Regions from separate parts of the Mus musculus genome. Here regions 1 and 3 are each linked to region 2. Evidence: chromatin loops called from intact Hi-C (ENCODE). Cell type or tissue: left cerebral cortex. All regions are shown on one strand. Links, peaks and the distances in the headings refer to the core of each region. The heading gives the core; the rest is flanking DNA. Region 1 overlaps Hecw2 (HECT, C2 and WW domain containing E3 ubiquitin protein ligase 2). Region 2 overlaps Hecw2 (HECT, C2 and WW domain containing E3 ubiquitin protein ligase 2). Region 3 overlaps Hecw2 (HECT, C2 and WW domain containing E3 ubiquitin protein ligase 2).

The links. Hi-C counts contacts between places; a loop is a spot of excess contacts. Peaks named below come from ENCODE experiments on the same cell type or tissue, not always from the same donor. Only the 100,000 strongest peaks of a DNase experiment are listed, where the experiment ranks them.
Region 1: it touches region 2 in a loop (2.4-fold over the local background); 3 of 42 quality-filtered maps call a loop at or near these places.
Region 3: it touches region 2 in a loop (4-fold over the local background); 4 of 42 quality-filtered maps call a loop at or near these places.

What each region holds. Positions count from the first base shown.
Region 1 is chr1:54,166,735-54,177,641 of GRCm38, forward strand. All of the region lies in intron 1 of Hecw2 (HECT, C2 and WW domain containing E3 ubiquitin protein ligase 2), which reads right to left. Among named protein-coding and RNA genes, the nearest start is that of Hecw2, 23 kb to the right of the region's middle. In left cerebral cortex, for the core only: no CTCF peak of the experiment used is centred there; no DNase peak of the experiment used is centred there; H3K27ac peaks cover 610 bases.
Region 2 is chr1:54,113,763-54,124,669 of GRCm38, forward strand. The region is part of intron 1 of Hecw2 (HECT, C2 and WW domain containing E3 ubiquitin protein ligase 2); the gene reads right to left. Among named protein-coding and RNA genes, the nearest start is that of Hecw2, 76 kb to the right of the region's middle. In left cerebral cortex, for the core only: no CTCF peak of the experiment used is centred there; DNase peaks (open chromatin) are centred at 4,978, 6,097 and 6,355; H3K27ac peaks cover 1,645 bases.
Region 3 is chr1:54,053,766-54,064,672 of GRCm38, forward strand. All of the region lies in intron 1 of Hecw2 (HECT, C2 and WW domain containing E3 ubiquitin protein ligase 2), which reads right to left. Among named protein-coding and RNA genes, the nearest start is that of Hecw2, 140 kb to the right of the region's middle. In left cerebral cortex, for the core only: no CTCF peak of the experiment used is centred there; DNase peaks (open chromatin) are centred at 6,216 and 7,470; H3K27ac peaks cover 1,559 bases.

The DNA of each region.
Region 1 (10,907 bases), core at 2,646-7,645, 53 kb after region 2:
GCCAAAATCCCTCAGCTTATGTGAAAAATCTGGAAAAGTAAACAAACCTTGAATATTCTACAACTGGTCTAAACTCTTATCACAGATCATCATAAAGCAAAATTATCTAAGGGAACAAAGGAGGCCAGTGGGAAAGAGGAGGGGCCAGAAAGAAGGTGTTTGGGTGGAATATGTCCAGCATACAATACACACTTATATGAAATGCCCTGTGGTACACAGCACCTCATACAATAAATAGTCACAATAAAAATTAATCAGTTTAAAAGTAAAATACAAATATTTTAGAAGACATTAAGAGAAAAGAGAATAAATGTGATATATAACCTTATATACATCTTGAATACAAAATGTATTACAGAATAATTTTAACATAAAATACATATGTGATGATATTACTAAAGTATGGTTAATTGGGTTAAGGTACAACAGTTGTACCTATTAGGAATGATTGGAAAATGTCTTTATCCTTGGAAAATATAAAAGCTGAAGTAGCATTCCAAGATACCTACAATTCATGCTTTATATATTCAGAAAATATATTTACATAGAGAGAAAACTAAGTGATGGACTGTTAGTGCCTGGTTGGTCTACAACTTTTTTTTTTTTTTTTTTTTTTGGTTTGGTTTTTCGAGACAGGGTTTCTCTGTATAGCCCTGGCTGTCCTGGAACTCACTTTTTTTTTTTTTTACAACTTTTTCTTTCTAACTTTTCATAGAAGTCTTTCAAGTTCAGAGAAGAGAGAAATTTCTTCATTTAAAACAGCCATATTATCTTTTTGCTTATTTCCTCTTAGTCTGAGTTTTCCTATAAATATTTGTGTTCTGAGGGAGCTCAGGGGATGGGTAGAGGCACTAGTGCTCAATCCTGACAACCTGAACTCAGTACACACAGGGTAAAGGAAAAACACGGTTCACTTGACTGTCTTATGACCTCTATACAAGTACCCACAGACAGACAGATGGACAGACAGACAGACACATTCTTAAACAAACAAATGTACATTTTAAGTTAAAATAATAAAATATGCAAATGTAGTTATTTAAGGATATAAATATAACTATGTTGATTAAACTGATTAATTTAATTGTCTAAATGCAGAAATTTAATGATATCAATATTTGTGGTTTTCAATTCCTGTATCCTACCAGTTCCTGTATCTAGTTTTAACTTCTTGAAACTTGGTAGTAATTATGGTTAAGCTCTAAGCTGTGCATTCAGTGGTCTACATTTATACAGCTCATAATAAAATACACTTAAACATACAAAAGGGCATGGGGGAAACCTGGGTGAGTGGAGTAGTGACAGGTGCCACACACTGAAAACCAAGTGGTAACATTTTGCCTGGTCCAGACCCTTCCAAGAAAAGGCTGGTGGTAATTTCTGTTTCTGTGCCTTGAATTTTCTCCCTAGTTCCAAGCTCAATTTGGCCCATTGCAGTCACTGCCCACAGGTTCACAAACAATTCCAACTTGACTACAAGGCTGGCGGCTGTAGTCGCCCTAACCCTGTCTTACCAAGTTTCAAGATTACCTCAACCTAACCCACAAAGCCAGCCAGGAGCTATTCCAGAGGTTGCAGGGGGACAGGGGTGGATACCAAAAGCTACAGGTTGGTAAGAATTCGGTCTAAATTGGGGGGTTTAATCTAAAATTGATGAAGACAAAGCAGATGGCACACAGATTTTCTTTCAACATTTTGTCCAAAAAATAGCAAACCAAGGCAAGATTCTTATATAACAAGCGAAGCTTTAGAGATGCTACATTTAGAAAATAAAATTCTAACTTCACATGTTCTTATGTTTTCCCTATGTTCTTTTCCTTTTTGTTACATATTTATTTACTGTGTGTGTGTGTGTGTGTGTGTGTGTGTGTGTGAGAGAGAGAGAGAGAGAGAGAGAGAGAGAGAGAGAGAGAGGACTCAGTACCGTGTAATGCCTGTGGAGGTCAAGACAACATGGGGGAATTAGTTTTCTTCTTCCACCACGTGGATCCTGAGATTAAACTCATGTTGCCGAGCGTGGTGGTTTGGATAGATTTAGCCCCAAAGACTCATGTGTTTAAATGTTTGGCCATAGGGAGTGGCACTGTTACTAGGTGTGGCCTTGTTGGAGTTCATCTCTGTGTAGGTGGGCTTTGAGGGCTCCTATGCTCAGGCTCTGCCCAGTGTGGAATCAAGAGTCTCTTCCTGGTTGCCTTTGAATCAAGATGCGGAACTCTTAGCTCCTCTAGCACCACATCTGTCTGGATGCTGCCATGCTTCCCTCATTGATGATAATGGACTGAACCTCTGCACCTGTAAGCCAGTCCAAATTAAATGTTCTCCCTTTTAAGACCTGCCTGGTCATGGTGTCTCTTCACATCAATGAAACCCTAATTAAGACACCGGGCCCTTTTTTTGCTCAATGTGCTGCTTTTAATGAGATGTCTCCCATATTCTTGGGTACTTGAGCATTTGGTCAATAGCTGGTAGGGCTGTTGCAGGAAGTTTAGAAGGCATGGCCCTGCTGGAAGAAATGCTTCACCAGGAGAGAGCTTTGAGGGTTTCAAGTTTCTCACCATCCCTATTCTGGTCCTTCCCTGGTTTGGTTTTGGTTTTTGTTTGTTTGTTCTTGTTTTTCGTTTTTGTTTTGGATGAACTGCAATGAGACCAGGTGGAGGTGACGGCAGGCATCAGCCTTCTAAGAAAGTAAGACTTCATGGTAAACTTGGTGGCCGCAACGGCCCAAGCCTCAGCTGCCACACCAAGTTTCCTGGTGCTCTTTTCCTCTTCAAACTCTATGTTTTATTTTTCTTTTCTCCCCAGTTGCTCCTTTTCATTGTAGATCTGCATAAGAATCATTAATAATAGCCACACTACAGATTCAATATTATGTTACTTTGATGCCTGCCCAAAAGACTATTGCATTACTTTTCAGTTTAGCTTCAAGTAAGTCTAACACATTGGCAAAGGCAGTGATACTCTGCCAAAGTATCATCGGAGTGGGCTCAAGCCCAGTGGCTGTGCTTTGAGCTCTGTCCTTCAGGATCCTAGGATGACCTACTAAGCCTGGCTTACAGAATTCAACTGATTTTCTAGTCCCAAGTTCCCAAATCTTACAAATTCCTCCAAAAACAACATGGTCAGGTGTAGAGAGAATATCTTGTGTACCATATGGATGCATTGCCTGTCAATTAAAAAGCCTATGGCCTATTGCTTAGGCAGGAAAAAGAGGTGGGACATCCGGGAAGAGAAAGAATTCTGGGATAGAGACAGGCAGGACATTTGCCAGAAAGATGTGAGGGGACGGACACATGGTACCTGAACACAGGTAACCAGCCATGTGGCAAAATGTAGGTTAAAATAATGGCTTATTTTAGTTATAATCTAGTCAAAGTAGAGCCTAGATATGTCCATAGTATTTGTAAATATATTTTGACTCATTGTCTTATTTCTGTGAGCATGGGACTGGGAGGGAGAACCTGGGCCTAACTTCCACAGTCAGGTACCTCACAGCAATACCACCAAGCCCATGGTGCCAGCTACTGTCTTAAGTTTCTGTTGCTGAGATAAAAAACAAGACCAAGGCCACTTATAGAATAAACTGTATTTAGAGCTCACAGGTCCCAAGAGATGTGTCTATCACCATCACGGTGAGGAGGCATAGCAGCAGCAGGCAAACATGGCAAGAGAAACAGCTGAGAGCACACATTCTGAATGTCAAACAGCAAGAGGAGAGATGAACTTGGATGCTTTTAGGCCCACCCTCAGTAAACTACTCCTCAAGCAAGGCTATAATTTCTAAGCCTCTCCAAAGAGTTACCACCTGGGAAACAAGTTTTCCAATGCTCAAGATGATGGCAAACATCTCATTCAAACCACCACACTGATCCACCTCACTGGCCCTTTTCTCATGTTCTCCTCATAAACAAAGGGATTAACAAACAAAATCCACTTAAAGGTCATTTTGCCCATTTAAAAATAATGTTTGTCTATCATCATCTTCATTGTGCATGCGTGCATGTGTGTGTATGAAACGTGTCAGTACACACAGGCCATGGCATGTATGCGTATGGACATCAGAGAACAATTTTTTGAAGTTGGTTCTCTTTTTCTGCCTCCACATGCTTCTGGGAATTGAACTCAGGCCATCAGCATGTTTAACAAGCATCCCACAAACCCATCTTGATTTTTTTAAAAAAAAACATAATTCCAAAGGAGACAAGATCTGCGTTAACCATATTAACATACAGTTTCATGAAACTCGTGAAAATCCATCAGCCCCAGTCACATTTTATCCCTAACAACATTGATTTAAACACAGCAATGAGCTGGGCATGACAATACATGTCTGGAATCCCAGCATGCAGCAGGTCAAGGCAGAAACAGGAGTTCAATATTAACTTTAACTACATGACAAACTTCAGGCCAGCCTAGGCCACAGCGACAGACCTAGTCTCAAAAGGAAAAAAACAAACAAACATATTTTACAGCTGAGAGGCTAAAAATAATAAGGAAACCAAAATCCAAACTAAGGTTGTCTCTTTATGAAAAATAATGATATGATTCAAGAACATTTTGGTATTTATTGATTTAAATATTCCATCATGTTATGGGTCACTCAAATAGCCACAACACAACCACTTTTCCTACCAAGAGCCAAGCAGTTTAAAATATTAGCACATTCTCTCCGTCTCTGTGTGGTTGAACTTTGTTTTCCTTAACTTAAGTTAGATAAGGAATTTAAAGCTTATATCCATCAGCCAAACACCAAGAAACAACCTTAAAATTGATATGGGCATTTTAGAATTTTCAGTTGTGCAGCAAATCCATATGCTAAGAATATCTTGCCAAATAAAGGAATTGCTTCCAGCAATGACCCATTTTAAAAGAGAAAAAAAAAAAACTAACTAGAAATTTTTGCAAATGAAATTAAATTACTCTAATGGACTACTTACCCCAAAACCTACTTGTGTTTTGTCTACATTTAAAAAAATTCTAAGAAATGCTCTGAAAAGTTGTCCCACAAATAACACTGTTTGAAAACCCTGTGTTATCATTTTATAATATCCACAGCCTCCACAGATTTAGTTCAGTGTCTTTTACTGCTTAAAATAGTCTAACTTTCCTGAAGTAAAATGAGAATTGGTTACAAGTTCTCTAAATGAGAGACACAGACAGAGAGACAGAGATAGAAAGAAAGACAGAGGCAGAAAGAGACAAAGAGAAAAAGAGAAAATTGTTCCTGGAAGCAATCCCAATTAAGCTCACTGGATTACAAAAATAAGTTATCTTTACTATTAGAAAAATACCTTCATAACCAAAAGCCTACACTGACTAAGGTTATTTATTTGGTAAATCTATAAATAATTGCTATGTACAATTTCCCTTTCCTTCACCGTCAAGACACCGTTCTGAAGCAGGTGAAGTTATGATGTTTTAGGGGTAAAGAAACTAAGGTCCTGAGCTGTCACATAACAGTGGCAGACTGCAAGACCATAGTCTTGTCCAAATCGAATCTCTCCTTCTCTAGTTACAAAGATTCAGCTTCCCAATAAGCTAGAGTGTGCCAATTTTCTGTGTAGAGGTGTTACCAGACTAAGGCTCAAGAGGAAGGGTCAGGTGCAACCTTCCCTCGGGCTGGAACACATGTGGAAGTCAGGCAGCTTCCACCACACAGATGCCCGGAACATAAGTCAGGGGACACAGAGCAACAGATGACCTCAGTAGTGCTCCCCAGACAGTGCTCCCCAGGCCTATGCACCCTAAGCCACCTGCCTATCTCAGCTGTAAAGAAGTCAGAAGCACTAAAGAGAAAGAGAGGAGACAAAAGCAAGCTTCCCTCTGTATTGAGTTACCATGCTGTCCATGACAGTACCTCAGCTCACCCAATTATAGGATCGGGTACCAGAAGCAAGGTAAACGTACATGAATGTAAAGTACGAGGCACAAGCTGAGCAGTGGGTTTCCCAGTAACAAAACAGCAAAGACTGCGAACTAGAAAGGCTCATAAGACAAACTCTTGTTTGTCACAGTGAAATAGCCAGCAATATCTGCCATCTGTTACCTAGAAGGTAAACTGCACAACAGAACCTAGTGCTCCTAAAAGAGCATTCGGCAGGTTCAGGAAGAAATCCCTGTCACTCTTGAGTGTTCAATCATAATTATCACACACTGGTATAGGTCAGAGACAAATCCTGGCTGTAATTATGTTCTTGTTCTTATGCGACAAAAGTAGCCATCGTAGGATGCATTAATGTGTTGGTAGGATGATGTTTCTCCCTAAACGAGAAATAAACAAACAAACAAACAAACAAAAATACTAAAAGCCTCATATTTTGGAGATCGAGAAATAAAATATTTTATGTCATTAAAGCTGGGAAGAAAATAAATTGGTTTTTGTTTTGTTTTGTTTTGTTTTGTTTTGTTTTCCATACTACAGATTAGACCTAGGGCTTTGTATATGCTGGGTACTGAGGTTTGAACAGGAAAAATCCTTCTGGGGCTTTGGTGTTGAAAACGTCATCATTATAGGAGGGCACTATTTTGGGGAGTGGCTGGAAGTGTAGAGGTAGGGGCTAACTGAAGAAAGTAATTTTGGGCACGCTGCCACTTCCTGTCCATCACATGGTGAAGACTTCGCTGTCACCTGCTCCCTTTCTAAAGCACATGGGATCAAGTAGCCATGGTGTGAACCCTCTAAAACCATGAACACAATTATCTTTTGAGAATTTTGGTCAGCACTACACAAAGCAGTACTTTACTACCAAGCTACATCTCTAGCCATGGTAAGGTTTTAATCCTACATGTTACAGGCATCCAGAAAAATCTATTTTTTACTTTAATGCCATGCATATCTAAAAATAAAGCAACTGATAAAATGCATTCCAACCCTGTTTCCTTTAGAAGCACTGAATTGTTTTAATCACAGGTTTTGCATATTTTGCTAGGTTTGTTCTCTGTTATTATTTTATTATTATTATTATTATTAGATTTAGATTTAGCAAAGAATCCATTAAAATTTCATTCAAGGTCAAGTTGTATGTGTGTTTCCCTCCAGAATGGGGCGGGGGAGACATCAATAAGATACACATCCCTACAGGATCATGCTCTTTGCTGTGGTAGTTATTTCTGTGCTCTTGTTATATAACACAATAGTGTTGGAAAGTTCTCGAGCCTTGCTTTCAACCAGCAAACCTAACTGTGCATTTCCCTCACTCTCATCTACCCTAGAACAGAGGCTAGAATTCTGAGTAAACGTCAATGGGAGAAAGCAAAGAGCTCACAAAGCACTATGGAATAAAAAGAAGGAAGAGAGGGAAAGAGAAGGGAAGGGAGGGGAAGGAAAGAGAGAAAGAAAGAAAGAAAGAAAGAAAGAGAGAGAGAGAGAGAGAGAGAGAGAGAGAGAGAGAGAGAGAGACAGAAAGAGAGGAAGGAAGAGAGGAAGGAAGGAAGGAAGGAAAAAGAGAAAAAAAGAAAGGAAGAAAGAATACAGAAATAAAAGCCATCACAAATGTCAACTTCTCCAGAAACAAACACCTTCTGCAGCTTTCTCCAAGTTACTCACCTAACCATTCCTCTCCCACCTCTTAAGGAGTCTATTTTTGATTGGGCCGTTTTGTTTTGTTTTGTTTTGTTTTTCTATGATGCTAAAGGTTTTTAAGAAAGGAACCAATATCATTTATGTCCCAGCCTGCCTGAGGCCACTCCAATGGTGCCTGCTGCTTCCATGTAATTATTAGTCCCAGAAGTGTTCCAGCTGTTGGAGAAGTTGTTGCAGACACACAGCCAGCTGTGTGAACTTCAGCTGTGAACGTCTTTGGAGCACAGCTTTTTCTCTCACTGGATGAAGCCACCTATAATTTGTAGGTGTGATGTCCACAGGAGATAACATTACAAGGTATGGTACGTGGGGAAGTGCCACAGAAATGTAACCCATGGAAAGAAATGACACAAGAAATGCCAATGAGAGCGGGGGGAGTCAGCTCAGGGGTCAAGCACTTATGGAATGTCGTCCATGAGGCCCTCGGTTCAACTCCCAGCAAGAGGAGCTGGGATGATCGCCCTCCTGCTTGTTTTGTGACATGCTAAGAACTTAGCAGAGAGGTCACAGAAAGTCATCGCTGTTCAGTGTCCTGGTTTTTTTTTCTTTCTTTTTTTTTTTTTTTTTTTTTTTTTTCCTTTTTGAGGCAGGGTTTCTCTGTGTAGCCCTGGCTGTCCTGGAACTCATCTGTAGACCAGGCTGGCCTCAAACTCAGAAATCCGCCTGCCTCTGCCTCCCAAGTGCTGGGATTAAAGGCGTATGCCAACACTGCCCAGTGTCCTGGTTTCTTAACTAGGAAATAAGATGGAGGCACATGAGAAATTACCTCATAAAAATCTCAGTTCAATTTCTCGGATTATCATGATCTTTAGGTTGTAGCTATCAAACCTATCAGAATTTAAAATGCAGCTTACAAACATACTTGGGGAGACAGCTAAATGTTTAAATTTTTCAAATTATGTGTCCCTTTTTTAAAAAAAATAAGACTTCAGAAAATGCTATTTCTGGGTTTTCTTGGAAAGGGGGCATATCTCAAATCTTAGGGCAACAATCTGAAGCAGCAGGTAGGTTTTCCTTCAGAAAGTACGTGTGAGCCTCTCACCCACTGTACCTCACCAGTGTATGTTACCTCCCTACATTATACAAGTGCCATACTTACATCGTCGAAACACAATGGATGCACGACCACACACCTACATCTCCCTCCAGGACTACAGCAGCAACCCCTCCTGCAACATGGTTCCTGACAACCTGCCAATTCATCAGTGAAATTTAAGCTAGGAAATTCTGTTAGCTACTTATTTAAAAAAAAAAAAAACTGCAATAACTTATCTTTATTCTCTTTATTTACTCAAAATAATACAAAGACAGCAGTTGGATTTAAGCAGAAATCAGAGGTTGTATCACATTTAACTCTGTGATCTACCCACTTGCTAACCCCAGTGAGCTTCATCACATAAAGTTTCACTGAAAAATAGGACAAGTGAGGTAATATCTAATGTCTGGAAACAACCAGAGAAGGGTGGTTAGTCATGTCTACTAAAAGATGTATTCTTCCACAGCAGACTATAGCAGCAGCATTGACTAGCTGATTAAAAAAAAAAAAAAAAAAAAACAAAAAAAAAAAAAACCAACAACAACAACAAAACAACCCAGTCAAGTTGTTTGTTTCTGTAGATGTTCCCCTACAAAGCTACAAGTCAAGCATATATTCAAATCTACTGAAAGCAGAGTCTCAAATATACGTGTGTAATTCCTGCTCATGGAGACATCATTCACAGCAACTAAAGTGGGAAGCAAGCTGTGTCCCAAAACAGATGAATGCACTGTACACACCGCAGAGTAGCATTCAGTCTTAAAACAGGAGGGGAGGGCTACGAATGTAGCTTAGAGGGGGAGTACTAGACTTCCCCACACAAGCCTGTGGGTCAACCTCTTGAACTACAATGTTTGGACAACATGGACAAACATTAAAAAGGACTATGCTAAATGAAATAAGCTAATCACAATGTGACAAATATTGTGCACTTAATACAAACTATCTCTGTTAACCAAACTCATAGACACAGAAAATGGATTTGGGAGGAGAACATACACACCTGTAATCCTACAACGTGGGTGGGAGAGGTAGGAGAATCAAGAATTCTAGATCGTCCATGGCTGGACAGTGAGTTCTGGGCCTACCTGGGACACATGAGATTCTGTCTCAAAAGCTAGGGGTAGGGGGGATGGGGAGGTGCGGAAGGTCAATCAGGAAAGTTACATGTTACACAAGCATGAGGATCCGAGGTCCTGGTGAGACAGGGACAGGAAGATCCCCAGGGCTCAGTGGCTAGTCAGTAAGCTCCAAACCAGTAAGAAATCCTGTCTCAAATGTTAAGGCGAAAGCCCCTCTGGCCTACACAGGCACACACATATATACCCAGTACAAAGAAAACAGAACTGAAGTTACTAAAGACTGGAAGAAGGGAAACAGTATGGTTGTTTAAAGAGAGCAGAGTTTCAGCTTGGCTAGATAAAGAGTCTAGTCATTGTTTCCATGCAATGGGAAACAACGTAACTTGCTGCACTGTACATTCAGCCAGGAGAGGTGACTCACACCTTTAATCTAAGTGCTTCAGAGGCAGAATAACTGAATTTGAGGCCAGCCTGGTCTACATAGCTAGTTCCAAATGTGTTGCAATGCATGAATGTCTGAGCCTCCCTGTAGTTCTACACTGAAAGTGCACTCTTATTGTCCAATTGTGACAACTTGTTAAGTAGACCTCTTGGAAGTAATTAATTAGATCATAAGAGTAGATGCTTCGAAGCTTCATGAATAGAATTATAGGGCTCACTAGTTCCTTTTCAGCCAATCGAAGACACTGCAGGAAGACAGCTGTTTGTAACCAAGATAAAATGGCCTCACCACCAGCCCTAACATGCTGGTGCCTAATCTTGAACTTCTAACTTCCAGAATGAGGAAAAACAGATATTTGCTGTTTGAGCCACTCAATCTATGCTGTTGTTTTAGCAGCTAGAGCAAAGGCCCACAGCTCAGGTTTGCACCTGAGCTCGGAGGCATGTCCCTACAGTCCCAGCTACTCAGAGGGCTAGGAGGGGCAGGTGGAAGGGGCTCTCTAGAACCTAAGAGTTTAACAAGACACTGTCTCCAAATCACCCATTGACACATGGACTATTTTTTAAAATTGAGACTGGGCTGGTGATATGGCTCAGCAGGTAGGAGCACTGACTGTTCTTCCAAAAAGTCCTGAGTTCAAATCCCAGCAACCACATGGTGGCTCACAACCACTCGTGATGAGATCTGACGACCTCTTCTGGTGAGTCTGAAGTCAGCTACAGTGTACTTATGTATAATAATAAATAAATCTTTGGGGCTGAGCAAGCA
Region 2 (10,907 bases), core at 2,731-7,730:
GTCTCCTGTGAGGCTATGCAGTGCCTGGCAAATACATAAGTGGATGCTCACAGTCATCTATTGGATGGAACACAGGGCCCCCAATGGAGGAGCTAGAGAAAGTACCCAAGGGAAAGTACCCAAGGGTCTGCAACCCTATAGGTGGAACAACAATATGACCTGACCAGTACCCCCAGAGCTCCTGTCTCTAGCTGCATATGTAGGAGAAGACAGCCTAGTCGGCCATCACTGAGAAGAGAGGCCCCTTGATATTGCAAACTTTATATGCCTCAGTACAGGGGAACACCAGGGCTATGAAGTGGGAGTGGGTGGGTAGGAGAGCAGGGTTGGGGGAAAGTATAGGGAAATTTCGGGATAGCATTTGAAATGTATATAAAGAAAATATCTAATTAAAAAAAAAAAAGACTCGAGTGCAGTTCTCAATCTCAGAAGGAAAACAACACAAACACAAAACACACACTCAGCACAGTTTTGCTCTACTGGTTTTTTGTTGTTGGTGGTGGTGGTTTGTTTTGTTTTGTTTTGTTTGTTTGTTTGTTTGTTTGTTTTGTTTTGTTTTGTTTTCAAGACAGGGTTTCTCTGTATAGCCCTGGCTGTCCTGGAACTCACTTTGTAGACCAGGCTGTCCTCGAACTCAGAAATCCGCCTGCCTCTGCCTCCCGAGTGCTGGGATTAAAGGTGTGCGCCACCATGTCCGGCTACTCTATTGTTATTAATTTTATATGTACAAATGTTTGTTTCTGAAATTGCTTGCTATATTTTACATTCACCTCATTTACTCTTCAACTTTACCAATTATTATTACTAGCCACAGTTTTTTTTAATGATTTTATTTTCGACTACACGTGTATATGGATGCCAGATCCCTTGACATCCCTGGAAAGAGAGAAGAGACTTTTGAAAGTTGTCCTCTGACTTCCACATACACTCACATACACATCACACAAGTGCTTGTGAATCACGCACTGTGGGTGCTGGAAACCAAATTTGGGTCTTCTGCATGAAGAATAATCACCCCAAACCACTGAGCCATCTCACCAGCCCCACTATCTACAATTTTTATTCAAAAAAAAAAATACAAAATTAAACCCTGAACTCACAAAGGGTATGCAAGTTCCTGAGAAGCATAAAGCCAGAAAGCCCAGAACACACCACAGTTCTACATGAGTCTGGAAAACTATAGTTACGGTAGCCCCACTCCTGAGTTTCCTGCTGGTGGGCTGCGCCTCCAGATGGTCATAGGAATCTACAGAAAGAATGGTCAGCCATGACTCCATAGTGTTTTAAACAGGCTTTTAATGACTAACTCAAAATAACAGTAATAGCATAACAATAACCACACTTTATAGTTTAAAAATGAACTTTCAGGGTCAACTAGATGGTGCAGCAAGTGACTACACTTGCCATACACATCTGAGTTTAGATGTCACCCTAGAAAGAGAAAAAAAAAAACTTCTGAAGTTATCTTCTGACCTCCACATGCACTGTGTCACCCAATAGACACACACACACTCACTAACAACAACAATAACAAACAAACTTAAAATAACTTTAAAGTCATTATTTGTGTGTATATGCCATTACAACTTAATTTTTTAATAAAAAAAGAACCTCAAAGTTAAAAATATTGCATAGACCAATACATTTGAAAGAATTTAGAAAAGCATCTTTAAAAACCAGAAATTCTCCAAAAATTTTAAATAGTTTTACAGATGAATTCCACCAATCCTCGAAAGACCACACAACCCTGAATGGAAAGTCAGAGGATGGACAACCACTACATGGAAAGATTCTGAATGCTGATGAGGCACACAGTATCTGAGCATCTTGTGGGAAAGATAACGAGATAAGGCACAGAGCTCTGCATCCTAGGCTTGTCCCCCCTGCTTGATACACCTGCTTTACAGACAGATGATCTCCATGACTCAGTCATGTGGGTATCAACTTAAGGAATGCTACTATCACCAGACACTTGATTATGTGTGTCCGTGTCCGTGTGTCCGTGTGTGTGTGTGTGTGTGTGTGTGTGTGTGTGTGTGTGTGACCAGACACTTGATTATGTGTGTCCGTGTGTGTGTGTGTGTGTGTGTGTGTGTGTGTGTGCCTCTCTATGTGTGTCTCTCTGTGTGTGTCTGTGTTGTGTGTCTCTGTGTGTGTGCCTCTGTCTATATTTCTATAAACATTATTTAATGTTTACTTAAATTGACCACACTAAGAGATAAATTTGTAACTAATGTCTTTACAGTGGAACCACCCCTCAAGCACTAAAAGATAAATTTATATCACTATTGTAATTGGAAAATCTATGTTACTTGCCAAATTAAATTAATTACCTAACTAATGCAATTTTATAAGTACTTATCTGAATACCACCTAAAAGTAGCTCACATTCTGCCAGCATCAGCTGCTGGCACATGGATGAGTTATTTGAGAAACATTTTACATGCCAAGCTCAATGGTTGAGCCCAGGTGCAAAAGACTTTTAAATACAATATTAGAAAATATTTCAAAGAACGATTTAGCATGACAAAGAAGACTTTATTCCAGAAATAAAAGGAATTTTGGAACTGCTTCTAGAATTTGTACTCTATACATAAATGGAATAACCTCTTTCCTGCTCAAGTTGCTTTTGGCCAGTGTGTTTTATCACAGCAATAGAAAGCATAAGGCATATCAACAGTAACAAGATTGAGAATGCCTGACTTGGAAAACACAATACCTTCTGATTTTAAATCTAGAGTTCTGGATTAGCATATGATCCTAGTAGGAAAGTGTGCATTTTTATTTGTAAATTTTCTTTTTATTAATTTATTCACTTTATATCTGATCACAGCCCTTCTTCTGGTTCCCCCAACAGACACAGCCCTTCCTCCTTCCTCCTTTTCCCTTTCTCCATTGAGAAGGGGGGTGGGTGCTGAATATCAATGGACCCTGGTACATCAAGTCACTGCAAGACTAGGCACATCCTCTACTACTGACACAAACAAGGCAGTCCAATTAAGGGAACAGGATCTGCAAGCAGGCAACAGAGTCAGGGAGAGCCCCATTCCCTGCTCCAGGTATTGGGGGACCCATATGAAAACCAAGCTGCACATGTGCTACATATGTGGGGGGGGGGTCTAGGTCTAGCCCATGCTCACTCTTTGGTTGGTGGTTCAGTCTCTGGGAACCCCAAGAATCCAGGTTAGCTCACTCTATTGGTCTTCTTGTGGAGTCCCTATCCTCTTCAGGACCCTCAATCCTTCCTCCAACCCTTCCACAAGACTCCCCAAGGTCCGGCTAAGATTTAACTGTGGGTTTCTGCATCTGTTTCCATCAACTGCTAGGTGGAGCCTCTCAGAGGACAATTCTACCTTAAGAATAACTATTCTGTACCACTCCTGGGCTTATACCCAAAAGATGTCCCACCGTACCACAAGGACATGTGCTCAAATATGTTCATAGCAGCTTTATTTGTAATAGCCAGAAACTGGAAACAACTGAAGACTAGATAAATAAAATGTGGTTTATTTACTCAACCATTTAAAACAAGGACATCGTGAAATTTGCAGGCAAATAGATGGGCCTAGAAAATATCATCCTGAGTGAAGTAGCCAGGTCCCAAAAGGACATGCACGGTACATACTCACTGATAAGTGGATATTAGCCATAAAGTACTGGATACCCACACTATAATCCACAGATCCTAAGAAGCCAAGTAACAAGGAGGGCACAAGGAAGGATGCTTGAATCTCACTCAGAAAGAGAAATAAAGTCATCTTCAGAGGTGGAAGGAGGAAGAGAACTGGGTAGGAGAGGAGATGGGGAGGAGAACAGAGTGGGAGGAACAGGTTCAAGAGGCAGATGACACAGAAATCGTTGTGTGTGGGGGACATCTCTAGGAAATGGTAGAGACCTGGGATGGGGGAAGTTCCAGGGAGTCTATGGGGGGTGATTCTAGCTGAGATTCCTAGTAGTGGGAGATATGGAACCTAACGTAGACACCTCCTGTGGCCAGGAAGGATCCCCAGTGGAGGGATAAGGACACCAACCAACCATTCAACCTTCAACCCAAAATGTAGTCTGCCTACAAGATGTGCAGGGACAAAGGTGAAGCAGACTCTAAGGGAATGGCCAACCAATCACTGGCCCAACTTGAAACCCATCCCATGGGCAAGAACCAGCCCCTGACACTATTAATGATACTGTTATGCCGGCCGACAGGAGCCAAGTGAGTATATTTTATTCCAAACAACCAATTGCAAATTGCATGTTAACATTACACCTAAGCAAAAAACTCACAATTAGAAAAGAAGGCCCTGAGGAGTGTTCCTCCCACAGGAGAAAGACCTTTATCTTAGTAGGGAAAGTCAACTCACTGTTTCTTGGCCCATCATCAGATGGTTTAAAACAGTCCACTGAAGAGTTTGTACAGACAATCTTCTCCTATGATGCAATCATGCCTTTTTGGTAACAATAAGCCCTGGAAGCCTGCTTTGTTTTTTAAAACTGTCATAGGAAACTCTGTGATAGGCGACTGTGTTGTAGTGTTTGCTTTTGCTATTTCTACAGTTTATGTATGGGGTAAATAACTGGGCCGGTTTATGCAGGTATTTTTACCCCCCTGCAAGGGCTCTGAAAGAATGCGGCTTTCTGAACCATGGAAAGAGGCATACACAGTAGGACTTTACATTTTTCCAGTTCACTCTCTTGACCTACTTTTACCAACTGCCTTTCTACCCCTTCACCACATCAGCACCTGAGAGAAAAGAACCATCATCAACGGGGGCTGCTCGTGCGTGTCCATGCATGTCTAGGCACACTCAAGACAAGCAAACTGAGTATTTCCACCCTGGGCCTCAGCTAAAATATGAGCCACTAAACATTTTCTTCAAGATCACGATTTCAGAGCTGGCAAAAGCAAGCTGCTGGATTCTCCCTGGAACTCATGGGCTGGGAAGGCTGACTTTCAAAGTTCTTGGACTATAAAAAGCTCCAGTGTTCGCAGAGAGTTCTGTGTAGGACGAGGAGGTGGGGGTATAATAAGAAAGAACAGTATTTTGGTCCTTTGGCAGATTTAATTCCTTCATCCCAGCCTCCCACGGAGACTTGTAAGGATGCACAAATCCTGCCAGAATGCCCCCAGCCTTCTGGTCTTGTATCTCTGCCTGCTGCTCTGGCCCTGAAGCCTTCAAAATAAAGGGTGGGCACTCTCCTCCCACCCCCCTTATTACCTTCCTTATTCCTGAAGAGAACTCCATTAATTCCTACAGGATTTTTTCTTCTGAATATTCCACCTTGAACATTCAAAATAACCACAATTACTACCCTGTAATGCATATTTCTAACAAATTCAAGACAAAAATAAATCAGGGAATGCTTAAATAAGCCTCTGGCTCAAATGCATGAAAATAAATAATGGTTTCAATGAGACTGTGGGGTTTTTTTTTCCTTTAATATATGGCATTAATTGTTATACTTCATAATAAAAAGATACTTTCCACCCCTCAAAAATAATAAAAAGCATTTTTGTTTTTATATCTATTTTCCACAAATATGAGTATTATTATAAGTAAACTTTTTAAACAACTATTATTTTTGTATTATATGATCAAAAACCCAAAAGAGCTTCTGGACAAACAATCTTAATTATTGTGCAGCACTGGTTTTAATTAGGAATATGAAACTAATTTAGCCCTGGTAGTTTTCCTCTCCGAGTCCTACCCACAAGTGTTTAGCAGGGATGACTTTAAGGGCTCCTCCCTCCCTCTCTTGGAAGCCTATAGAAATTAGACTTTGTGTTTAATCGATGATGATGATGATGGTGCACAGTAAATAAATTATTCTTGGAATGCTAAATTACTAAACATAAAACCACAAGCATTACAGAGATAATAAATAAACTTAAGAAAACATTAATCAGTATTTTCATCTATGTTTCTGGAATCATTAAAATAGAAATGACTGTGAATGAAGATTGAGCAATGTGTTGCCAGGCAGAGATGCAAATTAATCCACACTCCACCCTTAAGCCCCTGCACTGCTCATGCCATTCACACAGCAAACACCAGAGCCTCCCAGATACCACACTCACATTCTGGGAACAAAGCAGAGCTGGGCCATATTCTGGCTCACGTGGTGCCTTAAACAAGTAAGCGCATACCTGCATGCTAGGCATGACTGAAGAGACAAACAGAACTGAAAGAGTATTTCAGAACAAGGGAGATCCCAAAGGCAATAACTGGATTATTGCAATGTTAGTATCACATTAGAAAACTGTGTGGTCCAAGGCAGGGCTATTAGAGACAGGCAGGCAGGCAGGCAAGGCTGATAATACAAAGAAGTTTCTAGAGAGTCAGAAGAGAACTGGGGGAGGAGGAGTTGAGGAAAGGTAAGGGAAAACGCACCACTCAGAACAAGCGTCAGCTTCAGCTTCCGCGACCATGGCAACAAGGGTTATGACACCCCGAGAGAGGCAACCTGAGGGATTCTCTTTTCAATACTGTCCCTCCCAACGGGAATAAAATACACTCGCAAAATATTTTAATCACAAAGTTTATGAAAACAACTAATGAAACTGTTTGCCAGCCCTGTGTGAGAAGTGGGCACTGTGAAACCTGGAAAACTGCATGATGGAAGAACAACACATAGGAATGGCATCCTGTAGAGCTAAACATTCGGGGTTTTCCTTGTTTGTCTGTCAATCAGTTGTAGAAGAGACTTAGCAGTTAAGAGCACAGGCTGCTCTTTCAGAAGAGCTTGGTTCCTAGCACCCAATCAGACAGCTCACAACCACCTAGACCTCCAACCCCAGCATGAGCTGACTCCACGGGCCCCTGTGGGTACCTGCATGCACGTGCACATACCTCTAACAGACATGCAACATACACATAACTAAAAATGACTTGAAAAATCTAAAAGAAGTAAAACATTTGGACGTTTCTCCTTTCACATGGAATACTCCAGGTTTTTAGGACTGGAGGAAGCATAGAGCAAGCTTGATCCATACTCCTTCGCATTCCTCCTTTAGTATTTCATATTAGTTAGCAAGATACAAAGGATGACTCTTCACAACTAAGCCTATAACCTGGTTTGATTTTTCCAGTGTACCCCTAACAAGAGATTTCAAACCAAGAAAACCACAGCACAATCCACTCCACTATTGCACTTTATTCTCTCCTGAGGAAAAAAATCTGTATACCTTAGGCATGATTGACTTCAAAGAAATGACCCACATGAATTCCTGATGCCCAAGGGGGTCAGAAGAAGTGAGCCGATCCCCAGGAGCTGTAGTTAAAAAGTGGTTCTGAGCCAGTATGTAGGTGCTGGGAATTGAACCCAGGTCCTGTGTGAGAGCATCAAGGGCTTCCAACTACTGAGCTGTCTCTCTAGTCCTAATGATGGTCTGTTTCCTAATCTCCTATATTTTGTATATAAGTTTTGCTGTCTTGAACCACAGATTTACCACAGTCATAGTGGCAATGACAAATATTTTCTAGTGATCTACAGAGAAGTCAGAAACTATTTATTGCATGCTCAGCACATTCCACCTCCCAATTCTCCTTGGTTCCTACTAGTGAGAAAATACTCCCACAATTAGAATACAATGAACACAATGCAAAGCAGTATATAGCTAAACATGTAACTGCAGAAAGAAGCAAACAATGAGAAGCCTCAAGTCTGGCGAGGCCCAGTATAACTGTGAGGGATTTGGACAGACCCAGAAAAGAGAATAACAGTCCAGAGCAGAGGGAGAGAGTGAGTCATGATGACCCACATTAGGTCAACTCAAGGCGACCTGCAGACCAGAGTCTTGCTACTGCTCCGGAAAGTGGGGGCAAGGAGCCAGATGCCTTTCATTTGCTCCGACAATCCTAGCTTATTACCTATGTTTTTTGATCACTGCACAGGTCACAGACTAACAATGGAGAAGAGCACATGTGGTATGAGCCACACCATACGATGCTTAACTGATAGCCTCAAACTAAGCATAAGCAAATAGGATTTTAGTACATACATATGTATGTGTGTGTGTGTGTGTGTGTGTGTGTGTGTGTGTGTGTGTGTGTATATATACACATATATATGTAAAATCAAGAAATGACTTTTTCAAAAGAAATACAAATTTTGAAATTGGCTAAGAATAGATGGAAGATGAACTCTGAGGAATAACAGCTTCATTTTGAATGAAAGTTTAAAAGGAATCTCCAGAACTTTCTGAAATAGCTTCAAGAATCTCTTCTGCTTCCAGTACCTGTCTGCATGAGCAGTGCCTCTGTCATGGGAAAACAAGACCTAAAACATTACTACAGAGACATCATACGCTATGACATCATACCCTATGACATCATACCCTATGACATCATACACTATGAGATGTGTCACCATCGGCACAACATTCACTATGCTCACAAGCAAGACATGACTGCCAGGAGAATTCAACTGCTCACACGCTGATATGAAAAGTATGCATGAAAGCTATAGTAGAGGGGATTGCTATTTTGTTAAAAATTATGGTTTTGGGTGTAAGTGTAGGTCAGCAAAACCATGAATGCAGCAACAAGTCTTACTGTCTCTTCATATCCTCTCAAAGAACATACATGGAGTAGCTTAAATTGTGACTTTTTCATAATTTTTCTTTTTGTTTTCATTTGGTCTTAATTACATTGAAATGTAACCTGTGCATTTACTCTAGCAAAAAAAGGATTTGAGCATTTATTTTGTCTGAGCTCTTACTTTCTTTTTCTACTAATTCATAGTAACAGTACTTTCCTACCTCCTTTGTACTGGAAATTTACATTTTAAAAAAAGAAAAAATGATCCTCCATGTATTATTTAAGAAACAGTGATCTATCCTAGATTTAGAGAAACCTACCCAGAATTGTACAATTATAGCTCTCCTTGGGGCCGTATTTCCCCAAATTCAGGATGTGTTGCTTGGTAACAGACTAAAATTAAATTACATGGATCCAACAGGAGTAAAGTCATTAAAATCTGTTCATCACAGAGCCTGGGTCCTTTACCAAGTACCAGCTAAGCCATGTATATAGTTAATTCCTCACAGATTTACAACTGGGTAGCTGTCACAATGAAATGGAGCCAAGGACTAAACTCCGCCAAAGACACATTTATTACCTGGCAGACACCAACTGTTTCAGAGCTTATAGAAGTCCCAATTGTTCCTCAGTTACTTTCACCTACCAAATATGACAGCTAATAATGTCAACTTGACAGGACCCAGGATCATGAAAGAGCCAGCCTCTAGGCATGTTTATGAAAGTTCTGATTAAACAATCAGAATTAGGTTAATGGAAGTGGGAAGATCTACCTACCTGGGCAGAACTTGACTGGATAAGGAGGCAAAGTGAAGGCGAGCAGCTGCATTCCCAGTGCCCTGCTCCTCGGCCACAAATGCACCATGACAGCCTGCCTCAGCGCCTGCCTCGGACCCCCTTGACACGAGGGGCTAAACTCTAAAGCTATAAACCCAGAGAAACACTTCTGCTCTCCCCTAAGTAGATTTTGCCAAGATATTTTATTATCCCAACAGGAAGAATAACTAAAACATCTCCTGATCTGGTAGACTCACTCACAGAGAGACACCAGGGTGTCCAGATATCTGGACAAGCCAGTGCCCTGGGGACGATACAACAGTGAAAATACACACACTTTGGCACTCATATTATGAGTAAAGCATTCCTGATTAGGATACTTGAGATCATAACTAAAGATGATAATAGAAAAGATAAGAAAAAAGAAATAAAGAGGAAAACTGGCTGAGTTGTATTTCAATAATTCTACTGAAATAAACTCTGTTTAATGACAGGATGTCAATAATAGATCTTCAACAGTTGCTAACTTTCCCATTTTAACAAGAAAACAAAGATTTGGTAATACTCAGGATCTAACTGAGGTGTAGTTAGCTGCTTTCTCTTTTCTCTGTAACAGCTGTTACCGCTGGCCTCTCTTACCTACAATAAGTATGGTCCTGTAATAAATTTACTTAAGTAAAAATGAACACATAGAAAACACTATGCCATCAATAGACGAATCAGCGCTGGGATAGACTGTAAAACAATTATCCTAAGTTAGGACACTCCCAGGCATTGCCAACCACCCACCTCGTCTTGCCTCCCCAAACCTCAGGCTATGGCAGCTCACCAGACACTACGGAGAGGACCAACTGTGAAGGCTAAGGGCTCATAATTTCTTGCCATAATAATTCAAAGCACTGCTCAAGAATAAAACCTCATGGGATAATCTATCCACAAGGCAATCTCCTCCTTTTGATATTACTCAGAGAACATGTGACATACAATTTAGGCTTACTTTAATGTTTGCATTAATCGAGTATTCCTAACTAAAATAGAAATGGGGGTTTAATACACATGAGGGATAAGGTGAAGAAAGATGGGAAACTATGGCACAAACAGCCCAGGGCCCTTGGGCTTTTTGTCTTTTTCTGTTTTTAATTTCTTTGGATTAACTTTAAAGGTCTCTCATAAGCTAAAACTGTGTTAAGAAAAAGTTAAACTAGGGCTGTACTGCCTACAGAGTGCTAGCCTAGCATGCCCAAGGCCCTGGGTTTGACTCTCAGCTCCATTCCAGCTGGGGTTGGGGGTGGGTGATCTAATACTGAAGAGCCTCTGCAGACATGGGTGTCCATTAGGATGGGAAATGACAAAGTGCTTAGGCCAAACTTACAAGAGTTAAGCAGTCAAGCAAGGCTTGTCTTCAAAATAATATGCTCCATCCCACAGGCTGCAGGACCCCTAAGGTCTTCAATCCCTTGGTGCCTTGCTCCACTTTCCCTCAAGTCACTAAGATCCACCCTCACTCCTGTCCTGCATCAGCATCACATCTGCCTGCATAAACACAGGATGTACCATGTTTGTACAGCACTTGAGAACCAGAAAGTGCTCGTTCTC
Region 3 (10,907 bases), core at 3,227-8,226, 60 kb before region 2:
ATTAGAAGGATTAGGAGGTATTGCCTTGTTGGAGGAAGTAAGTCACTGGCCTCTGAAACTGTAATCAAGCTCCCAGTTAAATGTTTTCTCCTTTAAAAAGTTGCTGGAAACATGGTGTCTTTATTGCAATAAAACAATGACTAAGACAGCCTGCCATAAACTAAGAAACTAAGGTCTGTCTCTCATGCCAAGAAGGATGGGAATAGAGTTGACTTTCAAAATATGGTGCTCAGCCAGAGAAGGGCATGGAAGAAAACTAGAGGAAATAGTGAGCTTAAAATAGGTATAGGGAACATTTCCCCCTGGGAATTAGGCTGAGGACAAAGAAAATATTCATGGAAGGTATCTTCACCTAGACATGACAACAGACAGTATGGTATACTACTGCCATCTAGCCTCCAACCCACATCTACAGATCATCATACAGATCACGGAGTGGGGCCCAAACATCACGTTTCTATGATCATGTAGTTCACTGGGATTTGCAAAAGATGTACCAGAATATTTGACTTAACATAGAGTTTTAATACACAGTGTCCTTTCTGTTGTTTAATATAAACCAATATTTCAGTATTTTGTGACTATAGCACCCTGATCTTGGGAATTAGCAACTGGAGACTTATTTGTACTGATGTCTTTTATATGCAGAAATAATAATAATCCTTTGTTATTCAAAGCGCTGTATCATCCAGGCTTAGAGGTTTCTGTAGGAAATCAGTAATAACTCTTATCATAAACACCACAGTAATTTAAGTTGTCAGACTAGAGTGATATTAAAAATCTGTCAGATGAATAATTAACTTCTCAAGGAGACTTTCAAAGGATACAGCCAAATAAACCATTTTTAAGTCAATGTGTCAAATCTCTAATAGAAAACAAACTCACCAAACATGTTGGTATCAGTAGACTCCAAATCCATATTGAGCTGCACAGGGGGATGAGAGGTCTACATCATGCATTTCAACCCAGGCCCAGAGAAAAGCCCAGGAGAAGCATTCTGATTGACTACACCCCTAATTATGGATGACACTTGTTGACTGAGGTACATATATAATATCATCTGCTTTAGTTCTATTTTTGTACACAGAGTCATGTTTAGATTAGGATCTGAGACCAACTACAGAGGAGACCTGCAGTTCAGAGCAAGCCGGCCCAATGACAGCACATCTCAGTTTCTGGATTAGTTTCTGAGGAGGGAATAATAAGTCCTGTAAGTCTGAACTTTAAAAACACTATCATGGCATGGAGCTTCTTCTCAAATTCCATAGCCAAACCATATCAAAACGTGACGACCTAAATGTATCACAAAGTGAGTGGTGAGACAGGGAGAAGAAGTACCTTTGTAGGATGCTTTGCCAGTCTTAAAAATAACACATACACACTGTAAAAATATGTTAAAAAATAGAAAAAGAAATGAAAAATCCTTAAGGTCAGTTCCCAGACATGATAACCTACAGCAGTCTGGTCTAGAAATACATGCATAGCTATTTATGTATAGATAAGATGAGATCACACTACAAAGCTGAACTGCTTTAGAGCCTATTTTTTTTTTTACACAAGTGTAATACACACATTCATATTAACAAACAATACACTGTAACATCCTTTTAAGTAGTCATTGGTATAGCAAATGTAATTCCCTCAAGACGGTCAGTTAGGTTATTAGTACAAATGCAACCTCATACTTTCATTTTGGCATTTGCTGAGGGCAAAAAAGTCGAGTAGAGGTAGTGTGGTGTTGGGGTGTCATAGTTTAACAAATAAAAACTAAGGATGTATGGAAAGGCCCTATGTGAAACTTAATTTTAAAATAGAGCTTTTAAAAGGTTGGGACATACTTTATATACATAGATAACACTTTCCCAAGAAGACTATTAAATGAAAATCTCAGTGCTGTGTGTGTGATACCTCCCTACAAATTATTGCTCTTGGCTTCCTACCTTAGCTAGATAATGAGACCCAAACACACTTTGGCTTTAGACTATGTAGAAATCAAGCTAGAACAGACTGGGAACTTCCTCCCTCTGGCTAGCTTTAGTGCTTACAGGTAGTCAACAGAGAAGAACAATCATCAGTGGACTTACCCAACACTGGCCCCTGTGAGATATAGTACCAACATAGAGGTATCGACTGGTGCAGTAGTGTCATGGCTGCTGCGAGGTTAGTCAACCACTTTCTATGGGATTCAAGGGGAGAATTTGTACCTGGTACTCTAAACCTCATCAGAAGCCCAAGGTTTGGGAGCTTGCAGGCCTTAGAAGGAAATGTAATGTTGCTTCACTAAATGGAATGTTGTATCTGCTTTCTAAATATTTACATTTTTACCCATAGATCAATGCTGCTCTCGGCACTGGTTAGAAAAACTTCTTTTTGCAATGGGAAGTAGTTAATGCAGAGACTTACAACTGTTCAGTGTGCTAAGTGTACGTACCTGTTGAGTACTCAGTTCTAAATGAGACATTTGCATCAACTAACACCTTCTACAAGGCTCAGAGAACATTTCATATGGTCAGAGGGGATGGAAGAGCTCAGGGATGGGGAGAAGTGCTATGATGCTGTCTCTAGACATTGTATGCCCCACTGCACTCATGATGTCACCTGCACCAGATCAAAGCAATCAACATTCCAGCCTGGAAGGCTGCTCCACCCTTAGCCAAGAAGCTATCAGCAGCTGATGGCCACTGGACGGCAGTGTTCTTGGGGGAATCTAAGAGAAGAGGAGTATTTATGTTAGAGGTGATCAAAGTATGTTGTACATATATAGGGAGTTGCCAGAGTATAAATAAAGATATTAGAAGTAAATAAATAGTTTTCTTAAATAAAAAAGAATTGGAATCACCAACTCATGGCCATTGAAGAAAGCACAGGGCATGTAAAAAGTGGGTATTTTCTTCCTAATGCCATTTAACAGTACTGGGTATTTTCCCGTGTTTAGAGACAAGTTAGTGGACAAACTGTGGTTCTGGAAGTAGGATTCCATAGCCAGCTTCAAATCCAAGTTTTACTGTAACTCAGCTCCATTGCCTCCCTCGACTGCTCACAGATTTCATAAAACAGGGATGGTATCATTGCACCTGCCTGATATGGTTATTATCAGAATTAAGTGAGTTGATGTAGCACCACATACAATAGCTCTCAACAAACATGTACTCTCATTAAACCAGATGGTGTTCACCAAAAGGTTAAAAATAATGGGGGAGTGGCTCGTTTGTATTTTCTTTGATTATTACTGCACCTGTGCTTAATCTTACGACTATCTTCAGTTCTGAGCCTCATCACATCTATTAGTCAATCATCACTTACAAATAAAGGTGATATCTATTATCTTACTGGTTTATCTTTTTGATAATTGCACTAAATTTCCAAAATAATAGAGACTAAAGCAGTGACCATAAATCTCCCCATGAGTTAATGTGAAAAAAGCACTGAGTGTTTCAAACTATAAAACTGTAAATCATTATACCAGAGACAATTTTTCTATATGTTTTTCTTAAGTTTCTTTAGATTCAAACTGTACTGTTTTTAAATTAGGGCATTCTTTTGGGGGAAAGTTCTGAGTATTCTATGTAGAAATGATCTTTATTAACCAAACTTAATGTATACTTTTAATAAAGACCACATCATTTCTTTTTATGGCAACAAAAACTGTCTCTCATTGAAAACTGAAAATAGATGTGTTTCTTGGCTGGACTTGAGCCTGAAATCTCTTGCCTCTGCCTCCCAAGTGCTAGTATTATAGGTATATGCCACTACACCAAGCTAAGACCATTGTAATTTCAAACACTCAGTATGCCAAGAATTAACACTTTAAAAATCTACTCCACAAATAAACTTTCAAGGCAAAAGAAACACTAAAGATATTGATGAATGGTGTCAAATGACCAACAATTATTTCTGTTCAATAAATATATAAATAATGGAAAAAAAGACCACCGTTTACAACAAAAACACTGAACCCTTTAAGTTTATGAAGAGCTAGCCTTGGTGCCCACCCTCCAATACTGAGGACTGGCCCCAGAGTTTCACACATGCCAGACTCAACTATATATGCACCACACTATCCAGCATTGATGGTTTTACTAATGCAGCCAAACTCCTCCTGCCTTAGCCTCCTGAAAAGCTGGTATTATGGCCTAGTACTTTATATTCCTCAATTTTATTACTAAAATAAAAATGTATGTTTCAGAAGACCCCATTTTTCACAGCCCATGGCCTGTATGCAAGCCCTGAGAAGGAGGATGAATTTCTACATATGAATCAGGCCTCCAATTGCTAATTCCCGAAATCTGGGTACTACAGCCATAAAATATTTAAATATTGTTTTATATTGAACAACAGAAAGTACACTGTATTAAAACTCTATGCTAAATCAAATCTCGTGGATCTTTTATAAATCCTAACAAAATACATGAAAGAAGGCTGTACATCTGTGGGGAAAATTATAAATCAAAATAAAACTGTCTTTTACTAGCCTGCTAAAGTGAGCCAGACCCTATGCTGTGCGTTTACATAGTCACCTCCTATCATCAGCCTACCTTCTCCCAATGAGGAAACAACCACATAACCATACCACCGATTTGTCTTTGTCTTGGGCACACAGTCTTCCAAAAACACATTGCAAATGGCACACTGGCAGTCATGACTGACCATCCATCTTACACAGAAAGGTGGGGAAAGCCTCTAGAGTAGTTGGTTCTCAACCTTCCTAAGGCTGCGACCCCTTAATACAGTTCCTCATGTTGTGGTGACCCCAAACATAAAATTATTTTCATTGCTACTTCACATCTGTAATTTTGCTGCGGTTATGAATTGTAATGTAAATATCTGATACACAGGATATCTTAATATGCAACACCTCAGAGTGGTCGAGACCCTCAGACTGAGAACTACTCCCTGGGGGCCTCTGTAGTCAGAGGTCTGGTTGATGATGACAGGCTACCCAGGGACCACTGCGGTCTGCAAATGGAAGAAACCATACTCCAGCATGTGTAAAAGTATCCCCAAATATTAGCAGCCACTGTTCCTGTTTACTCCTCTCATGGGGCATGCCCTCTTTATAAGAAAGAGCAGGGCTAAGAAGCACTAGATCCCCTTGTCTATAGATGATCCAGAATGTCAAATAAAGGAAATGTACCAGCTAAGGTGTAACAAGAAAACCAGTCCACAGAACAGTGGCGATGCTCTGAACAAAGATGCTGGGCATTTAAACAGCCTGGCTTCTTCTGTTCTTTAGTGTACTAACACACCTGCTAAGCATGTGGGTATGTAGTTGGAGGAGCCAGGAGATTCTCCAGTAATAGGTTTACTGATCCATAGAGATTGATTTCTAGAAATCACATCCCTGGACCAAGCTCTAAGCAAAGAAGAAGAAAAAAAAAACTGAATTAAGCCTAAAAAGTTAGAAATATTAAAAAACAAACAATCAGCACTCATAGTGGCCACCACGTAGATAGAGAATGAAATTATACTATAAAGTTCTGAATGTCACTTTGCTGATGTGCCTCAGAGAGATGCTTGATATATCTGCCTCCACCCTGATGCTATAAAACTTTGACCATGTCAAGTCACGATGGTGTACTATCCTTTTGCTTTTACACAGAACTTTAGGATGAAGGACCTCCAGACAGTCTAGCCAAATCCACATGTGCTCAAATGTTCTCAGTGATGGACGAGTGGGTGACTTTTTCCCAGGTCACATAGCCCATAGAAAATGGACCTAGAGTGTTGGCTGCAGTTAATCATGGGGCATGCAGTATCCCAGTGATATCTCCCTTAATAGTCACTTGTGATCTTACTATGAGTCCCGTGGGGAAAGAGAGGGCATTTCACCTCTTCTCATGAGATTAGAGAGAGAGGAAAAGCAGAAGTAATTATTACTACATGCATTGTACTACCAATCAGAATCGTCACTGTAGTTGGCTGAGGAGTTTGTATTTGGTTTTTAGGTTTTATTCCTGTATTTATATGTATCTCTGTCTCTCTGTTACTTTGTGTGTGTGAGAGAGAGGTGGGAGCAGGAGGGAAGGAGGGAAAAGAGAGAGAGGGGAAGAGAGGGGAAGGGAAGAGAAGGAAAGGGAGGCGGATGGGAGGGGGCACTTAGTGCCTGGAATGTTTGGGAAAAGTTTGAAAAAGATCCAAAGTAGATTTGTCATGCAAGTCAGGCTGAACACCACCCACTACCAACTCTCTCCCTGCCATAAAGGAAAATAAAAACTGCAACTGCAAAGAGAAAATTTAATAAAAATAAAAGTTCAGAACTATGAGGCAGGGCTTTTTCAAAATACTAATGTAGCCTGGCATCAGTTTGCATTCTGACTAAAATGGTAGTAATTGTGGAGAGTGCTATTTTTCATCACTGTTTTAAACCCGCTTATATAATATTCTATTTTATACCATAAAGTGAAACTATTCCTGAGATAATTAACTCAACTCCCTCGTCTCTTTGTTCTATGAGTTCTGCCATGAGGTCTTCCTCACCCAGCAGTACTTTGAGTGGGAATGGATATGTGGTGTGGTTTCCCCCTCCTCTGAAAATCCAAAGAGGCAGCCAATGCAGAGGGCAACATTCATCACTGGGGCTTCTCTTGGAGCCAGGAAAGAAAAGTTGTGTGGTGCAGAAATTTCACACAAAGGAACTGAAGTTTCTGTGCCACTTCCCTTCCTCTTCCCCCTCCTCCCCATCCGCCTCTTCCTCCTCCCACACCTCCTCTTTCTTCCCCCTTCCTCCTCTCTCCCTGCTTCCCATGAAGCCGTGCCCTTTACTTTTTAACCTTTAAACCCATGTCTAAGTTTTCCAAACCCATTTTCTAATATTTTTGAAGAGGGTGCATTTCAATTGCTTCCCACTTCAGAGCCCATTAGCATCTAAACTGATTCCAATTTCATTCTGGACCTTTCAACATGAAACAGAAGGAAAATGGCTGCCATTCTGTCACCAGCTGCCATTGCCTTGCTATAACTGTCATTGTGGAGGCCTTTACTGTCTTTACCTCTGAACTCCCATGGAGGGCCAAGCCCCATAGTAATGTTAGGAGTTAGATGCTAATCTATGCACAATGTTTTCTTCTAGTTTACTAATAACCATGAAGAGTCTACCAAACCCTAAGCAGGAATATCAAATGACAGGATTTGGGTGACTAAGCTTTGACATTCAGTCATCTTCCTATTGCAAAACAACCAGTCAAGAAAGAGAAACAGCAAAAGGAAATCTTGAGATATAATGTCCAGTGATTAAAAACAAGAGGCAAAAACATAACTCTCTAATTAACCTCACTGGCAATGCTGAGACCTGTAAGGACCCAGGATTAGTACCTTGACAATTTCCCCATGCACAGTTTAGGAAAGAACATTATGACCCTCAAATAGGACTTGGCAACATCTTTGTAAAGCACTTACTGGAGTAGGGGTTGCAATGGATTTGCCTATATCCTCAAATGCTCCAGAGAAGGTGGCTTGATGGACTTCTCAATAGAAAAAGAACACCCCAAGCGCAGATGTAAGAGTAGGCAGGTTTTATTTCTTACTAACACATTAAAGAATCTGGCAATAATTTTTTTAAAAAACAGATGGATTGGAATATTTTGGGAAATGCTAAGGGGTTGATTTTGAATTGCTTTTTAGAATCTCAAGTTATAAAAATAAGATTTTGGCTAATGTAATTGCCTTCCAAATTCAGCAGTGTTTATTAAAGGCAGCAACCATTGCTTAACGTTGATCTAGAACAATCTACGAAGCAGTCGTTGGCCTTAATTAGGAACTAAAGTTCAAACAGTTAAAATAAAACTGAACTGAATGTCTTTTTAGTTCTACAAAATAAGATGAATTGTTAAAAATAATAATAAGCATGTGCCCAAGACAAAGATGGTTCAGTCCCAAGACAAGATAGACCATGTCCCCATCAATAATTTTGGGTTGTATTTCAGGTGGAGAAACTATTATTTCTGTCTTTGAGCCTAATCTTTCTTTAGGGAATCTCTTTTGTTGTTTACATTGTTATGATAACATTAATTAGCTTTCTTCACAAAGCCCTGTGTCTGTATTAAACTCAAACAGGCTGCCCAGCAGTCCCAGACAACCTGTTGCTCATTCTGGTTGACTATCGACTCAAAAAGACATGACTAAAAAAGAAAGTTTGCAAGTTTTTATTTTATTCAACCTTGTTCCTTCCCAATGGATATAATGGGGTGTTTGCTTCTTCTTTCTCTGGCTCTTTCCTTAGATCAATTATGTAGCCAATACTTACTGAACATCTACTATGTACACTCCTTCAACAAATTTGCTTTCATGGGCTGTCCAAATATATAACTACCAATCTTTGTTCAAACCTAATCCCATAACCTCTAAATTGGCTTACTAACATAGTATCTTGTAAAAACACATTTCAGAAACCACAAAAGTAGGCTAAATGGCTAGTGCTTCTCTTCCCCACAACTATATGCCCCAAATATACCAGCTGATCAATTTCAAGTGACCCTCCCTATTCTCTGATATTGATAATGCAGGAGACCATGTTAACTACATCTGTAAATGAGTTGTGAAGTGCTCTCCTGGGGCTAGCTCGTACCTGCTTAGGAGCCATCTTTCCCCAGCCTTCATAAAGCCTAACCTGGCAGCTCAAAATATGCTATCAAGAAAGGATTTTCACTCTAAAAACATAATCATCCAAGATGCTCTGCCGCCAGGTACTCGGAGGGAGAAGATACAGGAAATGTATTGAGAGGCACATTGATGAGAGCAGTGGACAGCAAGAATCCAAATCACAGGAAAGAGTTCAGAGAGGAAAAAGGATTTAAAGCAAATGGCTATTGGTGGTTATGGATCACATCAACTGAAGAAAGTGTAAATTGTCCTCCCTGATTGAGAAGATGAAGCAACAACAACAAACCAGGCAGCAGAGTCTGGTAAGCTGAAAATGGACACAGGGACAGAACAGGGTCACAGGAACTATGTGAAAAGAGGTGTGATGTACTTTACAACCATTATCCTAAATATTGCTCAACTCGTTGTTTTCCAGCTCTTACACTTACAATCTCCGATGACCCCAAACCCCTTATTTTGCAGACCTACTAGACTGTGATTCACACTTGTGCCAAGTGTGCTGGCATGTTACCTGGCCACTAGCTGCAAGCCTCGTTCTGAGACATACACACTCTTCATTCCCGAGTTGTCTCTGAAAGCTTGTTAGGGTTTTACAAAGTGATGGTTTAGGATTCATTTCAACCTGAATTTTATCTGGGTAATGTGATGGCTATTCTTGGTTGTCAACTTGACTGCATCTGGTACTAACTAACTGGGTATAACCATGAAGAATCTTTTTCTTAATAAAATCATTTGAAGTATAAAGACCCTTTTAGTTCAGATCTTTTGAGATAGGAAGATCAACCACTAATCTGGACCACACCTTCTGCTGGCAGCCTATATAAAGAACACAGAAGAAGGTAGCTTGCTCTCACTCTCACTGGCAAGTCCATTTCTTCATTGGCATTAGAGCCTATTTCTTTATTCAGGTATGTACCAAAGACCAGCTGAGACATCTAGCCTCAAGGACTAACTAAGCAACTACTAGATTCTTATCTTCCATTGGAAGATAGTCATTTTTGGACTAGCTGGACCGTAGCAGCTGTAAGCCAGTCTAATAAATTCTGTATCTATATCTACTGATATAGATACACATATCTATATAGAACTAAATCCATATTATCTATATTCATTCTATCAGTTTTGCTCCTGTAGAGAATCCTATCCTGACTAATACAAGTAATTTGTAAATTATTGTAATCACACTGGAATTAGTATTATAGCTCAAAAGTAACCATACAGGCATAATAAATAAATAATTTTTTATGTCATATATCAATGGACTCCAAAGAAGAGAGCAATGGGCTTTAAAGGAGTATATTGGAAAACATATATGGTAGATACCCATATACCTTTAATCCTAGCACTCAAAAGACAGAAGCAGGAGGATTGCCTGAAGTTCTAGTGTAGCCTGTGCTATAGTATAAGGTCCTATCTGAAAAACAGAAAAAAAAGAAAAAAATTAGGAATTAAGTTCTAGATTTCAGCTATGGCATAATCTCTCTCAATATCTCTCTCTCTCTCTCTCTCTCTCTCTCTCTCTCTCTCTCTTTCTCTCTCTCTCTCTCCCTTTCTTTCATTTATACTAGATACCAAATAAAAGCTGTCATGAATACATACTACTTACCTACATCCTCTGCCCTATACATAACAGACAGATTGTGAATTAACATACTTGGTATTTACATGCCATTTAGGGAAAATTTTTTGTAGCTCATGGGGTTTAAAACTGACTGACAATTACTTTTCTCCTCTGGTAGAATGCATGGTACCTTCCAGCACTATAAAAGCCAGCACTATGTGTACGCCTCCTAGGTCAGCATCAACTTGATTTCTCCATGCTCTATGACGCATGTATGTGAGCTACAATAATTGGATATGTAGCCTTCTGCCACATATCCAAGAGCATTGGTTAGCAATTGTATAGCAAAGCACTGGCAAGACAAGACATGTCTACTGGCGCAACACTGACACCACCATTATGGGAGTGACCAACCACTTTCTGAATGGATTTAAGGAAGTCCTGCTCCACAGATGAAATTTATGTCTAACACCATTTGGGGACAAGAACCAATGGCTAGAAATATCACAGATCATAGGTGAAAACCACAACTATTCTGCTAACTGAGCACAGGATTAAACCAACTCCTAATGACTTATACCCACAGGCTAATGCATCACTCAATTGTTTTCAGTAGATGATGATCAACACCGAGATCCCCAACTAGCCAAGGTGCAGAAAGACTGCAGAATATTCAACCTTAAATGGAACATGCATACTGTACCCCTTCCTCCACAGGACCATGGGAACCACTGTGGAAAAGGAAGCA